Regions from separate parts of the Homo sapiens genome. Here region 1 is linked to region 2. A link is a contact called in ENCODE Hi-C or POLR2A ChIA-PET data. All regions are on one chromosome and are shown on one strand. The core of a region is the stretch at or near the end of the contact, and the rest is flanking DNA. Distances in the headings are between cores, read along the strand shown. Region 1 overlaps FRMD3 (FERM domain containing 3). Region 2 holds the start of FRMD3-AS1 (FRMD3 antisense RNA 1).

What was found. Hi-C counts contacts between places; a loop is a spot of excess contacts on that map. ChIA-PET counts read pairs that join two places held with the same protein, here RNA polymerase II (POLR2A). Pooled maps may share reads with other maps.
Region 1: a loop to region 2 is called in a map of endothelial cell of umbilical vein, with 9 times the contacts of the local background. The contact joins the enhancer-like site here to the promoter of FRMD3-AS1 in region 2. A Hi-C loop is called at or near these places in 1 of 168 maps with a recorded cell type or tissue (endothelial cell of umbilical vein), 1 of 37 single-sample maps with no recorded cell type and 5 of 50 pooled maps. POLR2A ChIA-PET finds 5 or more read pairs at or near these places in 1 of 52 experiments (WTC11).

Annotation. Positions count from the first base shown.
Region 1 is chr9:83,508,976-83,513,870 of GRCh38, reverse strand. All of the region lies in intron 1 of FRMD3 (FERM domain containing 3), which reads left to right. Among named protein-coding and RNA genes, the nearest start is that of FRMD3, 27 kb to the left of the region's middle. Within about 2 kb of position 2,695, at least 4 of the 41 ENCODE cell types and tissues checked have a DNase peak (open chromatin) inside an H3K27ac peak, as active enhancers do.
Region 2 is chr9:83,217,580-83,222,349 of GRCh38, reverse strand. FRMD3-AS1 (FRMD3 antisense RNA 1) reads right to left here and starts at 3,005. Exons shown (of 3, transcript NR_184120.1): 1 at 2,973-3,005. It also overlaps a transcript of RASEF not described here.

The sequences.
Region 1 (4,895 bases), core at 1,446-3,945, 290 kb before region 2:
AGTTCCCCAACCCCTTGGGTTTTCTGGGTGAGGCGACACCTCACCCTGCTTCTGCTCACCTTCTGTGGGCTGCACCCACTGTCTAACCAGTTCCAATGAGATGAACTGGGTACCTCAGTTGGAAATGTAGAAATCACCCACCCTCTGTGTTGGTCTCACTGGGAGCTGCAGACCGGAGCTGTTCCTATTTGGCCCTCTTGCCTGGAAATCCCATTTTCATATTTCTTTCTACTTCATGATAAGGCATTATTATATGACTTTGGTTAATGTTGTAATGTTTTCTCTTTGTATGAAGAAATAAAGGACATATAATGATTAAGCAAAAGGAAGTTAACTCTTCAAACTTGTAATTATTGATAAGTTAACCATACCTTTTAATCAGCAGTTTCTCTTTTTCATTTATTTTGAAGATAAAATCTCTTCTTTGATAATAATTATAAACATAATAAAAATCAAATAATACAAAAGGTAATCCAGTGAAAAGTAAATCATCTTCCTACATCTGACCCTAGACGTGCTCCTCAGAGGTTAGTACTCTCTGCAGATATTTTGGGTGGAACCTTCCAGAATTTCCTTTTTCCTTCCAGAAAACAATATTGGCCATCAGTTAGTAGGAAGTAATACTAACTCCACTGAGGTGTAGTTTTGTGTGGCCAAATGACCTGGAGAAATGCTTTGTAGGGCTAGGTTGGCTCACACTTCCAGATCTAGAGGTAAGATCTGTTGGGTTTTTGTCTCAGGCTCTGAATGCCTCTATGAATGTGGGAGCCCACTTGATATTTATGTTTCTCTATGTTTCTCTAAGCACCCTTATTCTCTCTGGTGGGCTTGTATTTGCGACAGATGGTTGATAGTCACTCCTGGTTTTTGGGGAGTGTCTTTACCACTTCTTTCATCGTGTCATTTTATTTCCCTGCTTCACAGTGTGACTGGGATCCATGAAGAATCATCTGTGTGCTCCCCTTTCTCTGCTCACTTCCGTGTCTTGCAGACTTAGGATGTCTTCAAAGTGGACCTTTCCTCCCAAAGGCCCTGTTTAAAATTCCACTGTCTCAGTGATGTGTGAAGAACAGTCAGAGATGCTGAAAGACACCGGAAGTGTAAGATTCCTCCCAGGAAATAGTGACTTTCTCAGCACCCAGGGGACTCCAGAGAGTAGGGATAAGGGGAAGGGAGTGCTGGCCTTCAAGAAGAGGTGAGCAGAAGGGAAGGGCTGGAGATTTGTTTTGCTCAGGTGGTACATGAGTGTGACATGCAGCCAAGTGGGCTAGGGGTATATGCTACCACAGTAGTCCCTACGGTCATTTCCGCAGATGGGTTTAGAAAGGTTCTGCGATCAGTGGATGGATCAGCCAGTAACCATTAACTAAATCAACAAAGTTTTAATGCCCCAAGACACACACTATGTGAGTCTTCTCTCTAAAGTGATACTCCCAGCCACTCTCCATCACATTACCATCTGTCACTTTTTATGGTTGTTCATTAACTTGTTCACCCCTTGTGTGCCTGTTTGTTTTCTGTCTTCCCCATAGACTGGCAGCTCCATGAAGGCAGGGATGTTCCTGCACCCCAGTGTCTAGAATATCCCCAGTGCCTGGAACACTGTGGGGGCTTAATAAAAATATTGGTTAGCTGAAAGAATAAATAAATGAGCACACTTTACCAAATAATAATAATAGCAGCAATCTGTTGAGCACTTAGTATGTGCCAATCCCTGTGCTTTCATCTCATTTAATCCTCAAAAGCAGTTCTAGGAAGTGGGAATTGATGTCCCTATTTTACAGGTGTGGAAAATGAGTCCCAGAGCTGGTGGGTACCCTGTCTTCGGTCACATAGCCAGTAAGCAGTAGACTGAGATTTGAACCTGAGTCTGTCCAAGATCTTGAAGTTTAACATATTAAGGTGTAATTTCTAGAGATGTCAATCTAAGCCGTCACTTCAGAAAGGGGCCCTGCAAAAGAAGCAGGTTTCTGCATTCCAGGTGAGTGCTGGACAGTCGGGAGCAGACTAGGCACCACCTGCTCCTCAGGATTTTAGCTGGAGACACCCCCACAACCCTGTCAACGTGGTCCTGGGAGTGGGTTCATCCCTGACATGCGTCCCTGGTATTTTGAGCAGTTGTGAATTATTTAGGTGTTGTGGCAGACGTGCTTCCCTGCATTGAATTCTAACTGAAAACTGTGCTGAAATGAAAGCCAAGAGGTACAGCAGCTACTTCTTTATTTATTTATTTTCTGTTAATGAATGGGGGAGAAAAAACAACTCTGAAGCCATCAGCCAGATACTTCACCTTCTTGGCGCTCTTTCCTGGCTCTCCAAATGGCACCTTGGTGCTTGTGAGTATTTTTATTTTTATGGTATCATATTTTGCAAAATACCTGAGAGCCATTTTCAACACTCTGGCTACCCAGAGAGCACTTCGTTTGATCCATTTTCCTACCAGGAGGGCTTAAGTGGAAAGAAAGGAGAGGCCTAACAAGCACCCTGGGCTCAGCTAACTCCCTCCTTCTCAGCCTCCCCCCTTCTCTGGGCCCTCTCTGAGCTTCACTGCTTTCTCTCTGGCTGTTATGCTACTGGGGAAATCAACAGAACCTATTATTGTGAGTGTGTACAGTGCATTATATTTTGTAAAATGACTCAGGTTCTGTTTATTAGTCATTTCCTAAGTAAGTCACTAAATAGGGAAGTAGAACCTGGTAACATCCACCAGGCATAGATTAATGAGTTAGCCCTGGCCAGGGAAAAACTTCTCAAAGAGATCAAGTGCCTCTTCTTAAGGAAGGTTGGTGCTGTTGGGAGTCTGTGAGTGGGATCCTCCCACATCTCTTTTTTGAACAGCTTTATTGGGATCTAATACACGTAACGTACAATTCACCTAAAGTGTATAATTCCACGGTGGTTAGTATATTCACAGAATTGTGTATCCATCAACACAGTCAATTTTAGGACATTTCATCCTTCCAGAAGAAAACCCATATGGATCTTAATTGTCACTCCCTCCACCCTCTTCATTTCCCCCAATCCTAGGGGGAATTTACCTTATGTTACTGTAGATTTGTTTTTCTTGGACATTTCATGGAAACGGAATGATACAGTATGTGGTCTTTGGGATTGGCTTCTTCCATTTAGCATAGGATTTTCAAGGTTCACTCATGTTTAGTGTTTATCAGTATTTCCTTTCTTTTTATTGCCAAATACTATTTCGTTATATGGACGTACCGCAGTTAGTTGATCCATTCACTGGTCGATGGACATTTGAGTTGTTTCTACTTTTTGACTACTAGGAATAGTGCTGCTATGAGTATTTGTGTATGGGTTTTTGTGTGGACATATGCTTTCATTCTTCTAGGAGTGGAATTGCTGGGGCATGTGGTAACTCTATGTTTAACCTCTCGAGGAACTGCCAGACTGCTTTCTAGAGCAGCTGCACCATGTTACCTTACCCGCCAGCCATGCATAGGGATCCTGACATCTCCACATGCCCATCAGTAACACTGGTTATTATCTGACTTTTTGAGTGTAGTCATCCTAGTGGATTTGAAGTGGTAAAGTGGATTGGCATTGTGGTTTGGATTTGGCTTTCCCTGATAACTTCCATCTGCATCTTGACTATACATTTTTTCCTTAGGTAGCTGGGAGGTCTTTTAGGGGTTAACATTTGAACCGGTGAGAAGACTCTCTCTGGAGCCCTCCTCTTCCCAGGCTGCCTCAAGACTATGGGGCATCTTCATGCTGAAACCTCTTTCATCTGCGGGGCTGGGGGACACTGTGACCCAACCACTGCCCCGAACTTCACACCTTCAAGGTTGGCTTCCTGCTTTCCAGTGGCCTTTTTTAATTATTACACTATCTGTATGAAAAATGAAGATTTAAAGCAAATTGCTTTCAAAAGTCAGTTACAGATGTCATCCTCTGTTATATTTACAATCTAAGTCATGAAAGTTTCTAAGGTCACGAGCTTATTTTTTTTAAGACACTGTACACCAAGCCCACCACACAGAGAATGTGCGTTTTCCATCTTTTCTAGGCTCTCAAAGAATGATTACAGCCCAATCTTTGGAACTGTGTGTGTGTGTGTGTGTGCGCGCGCGTGTGCGTATTTTAATTAAACTGTATTTTGAGGTAATTGTAGATTCACATGCAGTAGTAAGAAGCAATGCCAAGAGATCCCATCCTTGGAACTGTTTTGTTGTGGGAGAAAGTGAAGACTTACTGAGGACTGCAAAATAACTCTGGGAGTGTGCCAGGAATCCAAACTATTTCTGTTGCCATCAGCTCCCTGCTTTTTCCCAGGATAAGGACCACAGGACGAAACAATTAAACGAGCTGCTCCTGGGGAGTGGTTTCTTATTGACAGCAGCTATTCAGCTTTGTGATTTATTTCAGCTTAAAGTAGACAAACCTAATAACGTTACCCATTCTCTTTCCTCCCCTTTTTGCTAATATTGCATCTTTTTGGCTGTGGCTACTGCTGCTGCTGCCATACCATTGAACTTTTGAAAGAAATTGAGCCTGCCAGAGATCTCGTTTGAATTTAAACCTAACCCATATTGAAAAAGTCTTCTAGATGTGGCAAAGAATGTAAATGAGCTAAAGATTGTAAAATAGGTCAGTGTAGCACCTGGTATAACATCTGAGTTTGCTGTGCTCATCAATTCAACACATAAGTGACTGAGTATCTGCTCTGTGTTAGGCACTGCTTGAGGTGCTAGGGATACAGCTACGGAAAAAACACACAGAAATTCCGGTCCTCATGGAGCTTACATTCTCCTGAAGGGAGGCAAAAATAAGTAAAATATTAAGTATGTCTGTTGTTGGTAAATGCTTTGAATAAAAGTTGGGGAGGAGGCAAGGAGGGGAGGGGGGGAAGGAAAGGCATTGGGGGTGATTCCAGT
Region 2 (4,770 bases), core at 1,756-4,255:
TTTAAGACATAATGCTATTGCACACTTAAAAAAACTACAGTATCATGTAAATGTAACTTTTATATGCACTGGGGAACCATAACATTTGTGTGACTTGCTTTATTGTGACGGTCACTTTATTGCAGTGGTCTGGAACCTGAACCCACAACATCTTTGAGATATGTCTGTATTTGCAACTGAACTTCTAGCAAAACGAATTTCACAATTTTTCCTGACCATATATCTTTCAAAGAAGGATTATCCCCTGCCCATCATCAGAAGACGATACTGGGGACTTTCTTCTGCTCACTATTTGAGAGCAGACTACCCACTACTCTCACTCTTCATGAATTACTCAAGTGACCATGAAAACAAAATCAGTTCTTCCAGAGCCCCTGCTGGCTGCCCTGCTACTGGGCTTGGGTTCTTCACTGTACTATACTAAAGATTTGGCTCCAAATACCAGTGCTATCACTTCCTGGCTATGTGAGCTTGAAGGTGGCATTTGACTAATTCATGAATGTCAGTTTTGTTGCTTGTAAAGTGGGGATAACCGTATCCATTTGAGACAGCAATTTTGAGAATTAAATAATGTTGAGCATCTGAAACATAATGTAAGTTTGTCCTCCCTGCCAAATTAATTCTTTATCTACTCTGTTTCAAAAGGCTTCTCCCATCCCCCTCTTGAGGAAGACAGCCCAAAACTATTTTGCCACTTTGAAAAACCAGACGTGTCCAACAGCTGTCTACCATTCTACCTTACGGAGACCTCTTGGGGAGGTCATTGGTGTTCCAGTTTAGTGTTTTCCAAAGTATGTTCTGTGGAATAGTTGCTCTGCAAGTCATTGTACAAAAAAGTTTCACAGGAAATAAATGTGAGAAATGCTGTAAGTATAACTTTAACTTGAAGAGTCACAATATATATTTGCTTTCTAAAATTTCTGAAAAAAAGTCCTGCAGTAAAGAAATACATTTAATCAAGTATTTTACACACTTATTTGACCATGGGTCTCTTTCTTATGTAAAATGACATTTATTATCCCAAAGGATATACTGTGGTCTGCTCACTTGGCCCTAACCTTCTCAGCCCTTTCACCTCCTTTTAGCAATAATTCATGATTTGGAAGTTTGAATTGGAGGAAGTGCATTCTACGTGATGTAGAAAAAGCTGCTCTTATTTTATGTTGCTAAAATAGAGGTCATAAGCTGACAGAATGGACTCTTTGTGGTAATAAGATACCAAATTATAAACAAGACCTAAGGTGGTAGTAGGCAAGGGTTAAGTCCTACAGCCCCTACAGTTAAAGAATAAACTATTTTCTAACTGCCTCAAGGTTTTTCTTTTTCTCTATCAGCAAAACAAGCACTGGTCTCCAGATAAGCAATATTGAAACAATTGCAGCTCACTAACCACCAAACACTGACTAACTGACCTCGTGCTCCACAAGGCATAACTACAGCTCTGACTGGACAAGAGACTGATTTCAGTAACTTTCTTCTAAGAGACCACAGACCGGTTCTGGCTGATTCATAGAGGCTGAGCGTTGATTACTTTCATGTCCCTGCTTCACCTTTTAATGTGTGTGGCCTAAATTTGACTGTATCTTAATGTTGTCTCCACCCCAAAGTGAACATGTGTTGTATGTTACATACATGTTCATTCTGTGCATATGTATTGACTCATAAATATTCATAAGATTCTCCTATAACCTACTGAATATGTATGTATAGCTAATTTCCTTGGGCATAAATCTCAACCTCTCCCTTTTATCCTCTGAAGTGCCTGCTATTGGTCTCTGCCAGAGGCTAGCTTCTACCTGTCATGATGGCCACCCTGCAAGCTGCAACTCGTTATAAGAAATAAAGTCTCCTCTCCAAATTTAAGATCTCATGATTTTAAGCTGACAATGCCTATACATGAAATAACAGAAGTCAGACCTATAAACAGGTTATCAAAATAAGGTACAGTAAATGCATGAGGTACTAGAGACCCATAGATTATCCCACTCTATTGAGCTGAGCGTCCCGTAAACCTCTAAGACAGGCTATGCAGATACGACAGGTCCTGATTTTATAGTCATTGAAGCTATGGCGATCCCCATTAGCGCAGAAGCGAGTCCTCTCTCACCACCACGCTGCCTCCTGAAGGTGGTCAGGTGAGGCTCATAGTTACTCAGTGTGCAGCCAAGGCTAACGCTTGGCTCCATCAATCCTGAAGTCCCACCTGATTGCCCAATGAAAGATAAAGCTCGGGGGGGCTGAGAAATAATACACGTGAACTGAAGGGCAGTGTAATGTTCCCCTCAAGGGGAACATTATTGCTTTACAAGCGTGGATTCTTTGTTCTGAACCCTAACTGTAAACTAGGAATTGGGGCTGAGAGCTTCTTCCATTTACAGCCCTAGGCTCTGCTCTGCATCCAAGCTCCGCTTCCTAGAAGTGCTGCTTATATTATTAACCAGGCTGCAGCCGGAATTAGCCAGAAACCACACTGTCGGCTCTGCTTTGCGGAAGGAATAGGAGCGAAGGACGAGGCTGCCCCCCAGTGGGAAACCCACAAGAAGCAGCGACGCTTCCAATCAGCTCACAACTTTCAGTATTGCAAGGAGAGGAATGGGCTCCGCATTTCCAGCTCCAAGCACTCCATTTCAGAGCCGCTGGGGAGGATTTTGGGGTGCAAATTCTTTTACCATTACGGGGTAGTGGTATGGCGTTGAGAAATAAGAATAGGCGAACCTCGTATCTACCAATCTCCCAACTCTATAAACGGCCCCTGGTTAAATCCAGATTCCGGATCCTGGCTGGGAGATTTTGATTTAGCAGGGCAGGAGTGGGAAACTAGGGAGGGTTTGGGTTTTAAATCAGCGTAATTCTGATCATCTGGCAAATTTGAATATTCTGCGCTGGGAGGCGACTTTCTGCTTCACTTTCCCAGAACCCGGGCAGGGGTCAAGCCCTTGCGAGTCAAGGGAACCCAGGAGTTGCTCTCTTACCTTTGTATTCCCGCAGCCTCCAACTGCAACTCCGGCGTCGCCCGGGCAGCCCGACCCAGCCAACCTGCCCAGGATCCGCCCATCCGCCGCGATTTCCATGGCGACCGATGGCGCCGCCTTCCGCAGCCTTAGGGCGGGGTAAGCGGGGGACCTAACTCTCTGTCCAGGCACTCAGTGCCCGACCTGCAAGTGGGGACGGAATTCTCGTCCAGGACAGTCAGGCTAAGAAGTAACTTTTATTATTATTATTATTTATTACTTTGAGTACTTCTTGCGCCCATTATTAAAAATTAAGTGTTTCTTTTTTGTTTTTGTTTGGTTCGGTGGGTAGAATATATGTGACATGTTTTTCTAGGATTTTCTTCTTAACATTTTATCTTCAGATTCAAATGCTTTGGACAGACTCACCGACTGCCCGGCTGAGAGAATCTGTGAGGTCTACCTGCCTAGCAATTTGCCTTTGCACGGTCCTCCTGTGAGGAGTGAGGACACACAGGTATGTGGCTTCTGTAAATGTCCACGCTGGGATAGTTCCCAGACCGTCGACTTTCTGTCCCTTTCTTGACTGTCCAGTCTCACCTTTCTCTCAAACACTGCTGCTTCAGCCGAATCCAGATGTGGGAGGCCAGGTTCTCAGGTGGCCTGGTGGGAATGCAAGGGCGGTGCTCTCAGAAACATCTGGGGGCGAGCTTGCCACTCAGAAGCAGGGAAAACTGTTTCAGCTTTCTTTATGAGAGAGACACACCTGGCTGGAGGTGCTGGTTTTTCTGCTTGACAACCCTGAGGCCTGGGCATACCTCAGAGGTGCTTCAGGTAGCTTGGTCAGCATGTTTCAGCTAGTCAGGTCCTACCCCCACGGTCTGTGGGCTTTTAGTTTTGGAGTGGGTATGATGGAGTCCTAGGACCCTGGATGACCTCACATTCAGGGTGCTTTCTTGGGGGCAGTTTGGCTGTTCAAGCTGGCTGGAGGCCAAATGGAAATCTAGACATCTCAGAAAACTGGTTGATATGCTGGGTTAGTGAGGATGAGGGAGGGGAGTGTTGTTTTACTTTTCACAGTAACCCAAAAGAGTTACCATCTATTACTATCTCCATTTTGTAGAAGAGGAAAGGGAGGCGCAGAGAATTTCAGAAACTCCCAGGATCTGGCTTCCACGTGCACACTTGGTACTTTGAATTTAGCTTAATTTTCTTTTTCCCTAATGGAGTGTTTATTCATGCTACCTTTCACCCACTCCTATTAATCTAGCCAAATTCATTCACTCATTTATCAGTAAGCTGTTTCATTTCTGCCCCCTCCCCTGTCACTGTAGTTCCACAGGACCAGAGACAACCACATGTGTTTTATGAAGTTATGTATCTGGCATGCAATTAGGCTCCAAGGAAAGTTTGATGAATGGATAAAGAGCAAAAGACAGTGAGTGCCTCAGAGTTTTTGCATTTATTGGATAAATTAGGAGGAGAAGGAAACATAAGTAACATTTATAATTACCTTTTCTGGACCAGACACCTAAGATATTTTATCCCCCTTTATTCCTGTACCGTGAGATAGGAAAAGTTTAAGACCCACTTCCCCACCCCCCAACTCTATTTTTATGAATGAGGAAACCGAATGTATTAGTCTGTTCTCACATTGCTGATAAAGACATACCTGAGACTGGGTCATTTATAAAGAAAAATAGGTTTAATGGACTCACAGTTCCACGTGGCTGGGGAGGCCTCACAATCATGGCGGAAGGCGAAGGAGGAGCAAAGGCATGTCTTACATGGCAGCAGGCAAGAGAGTGTGTGCAAGGGA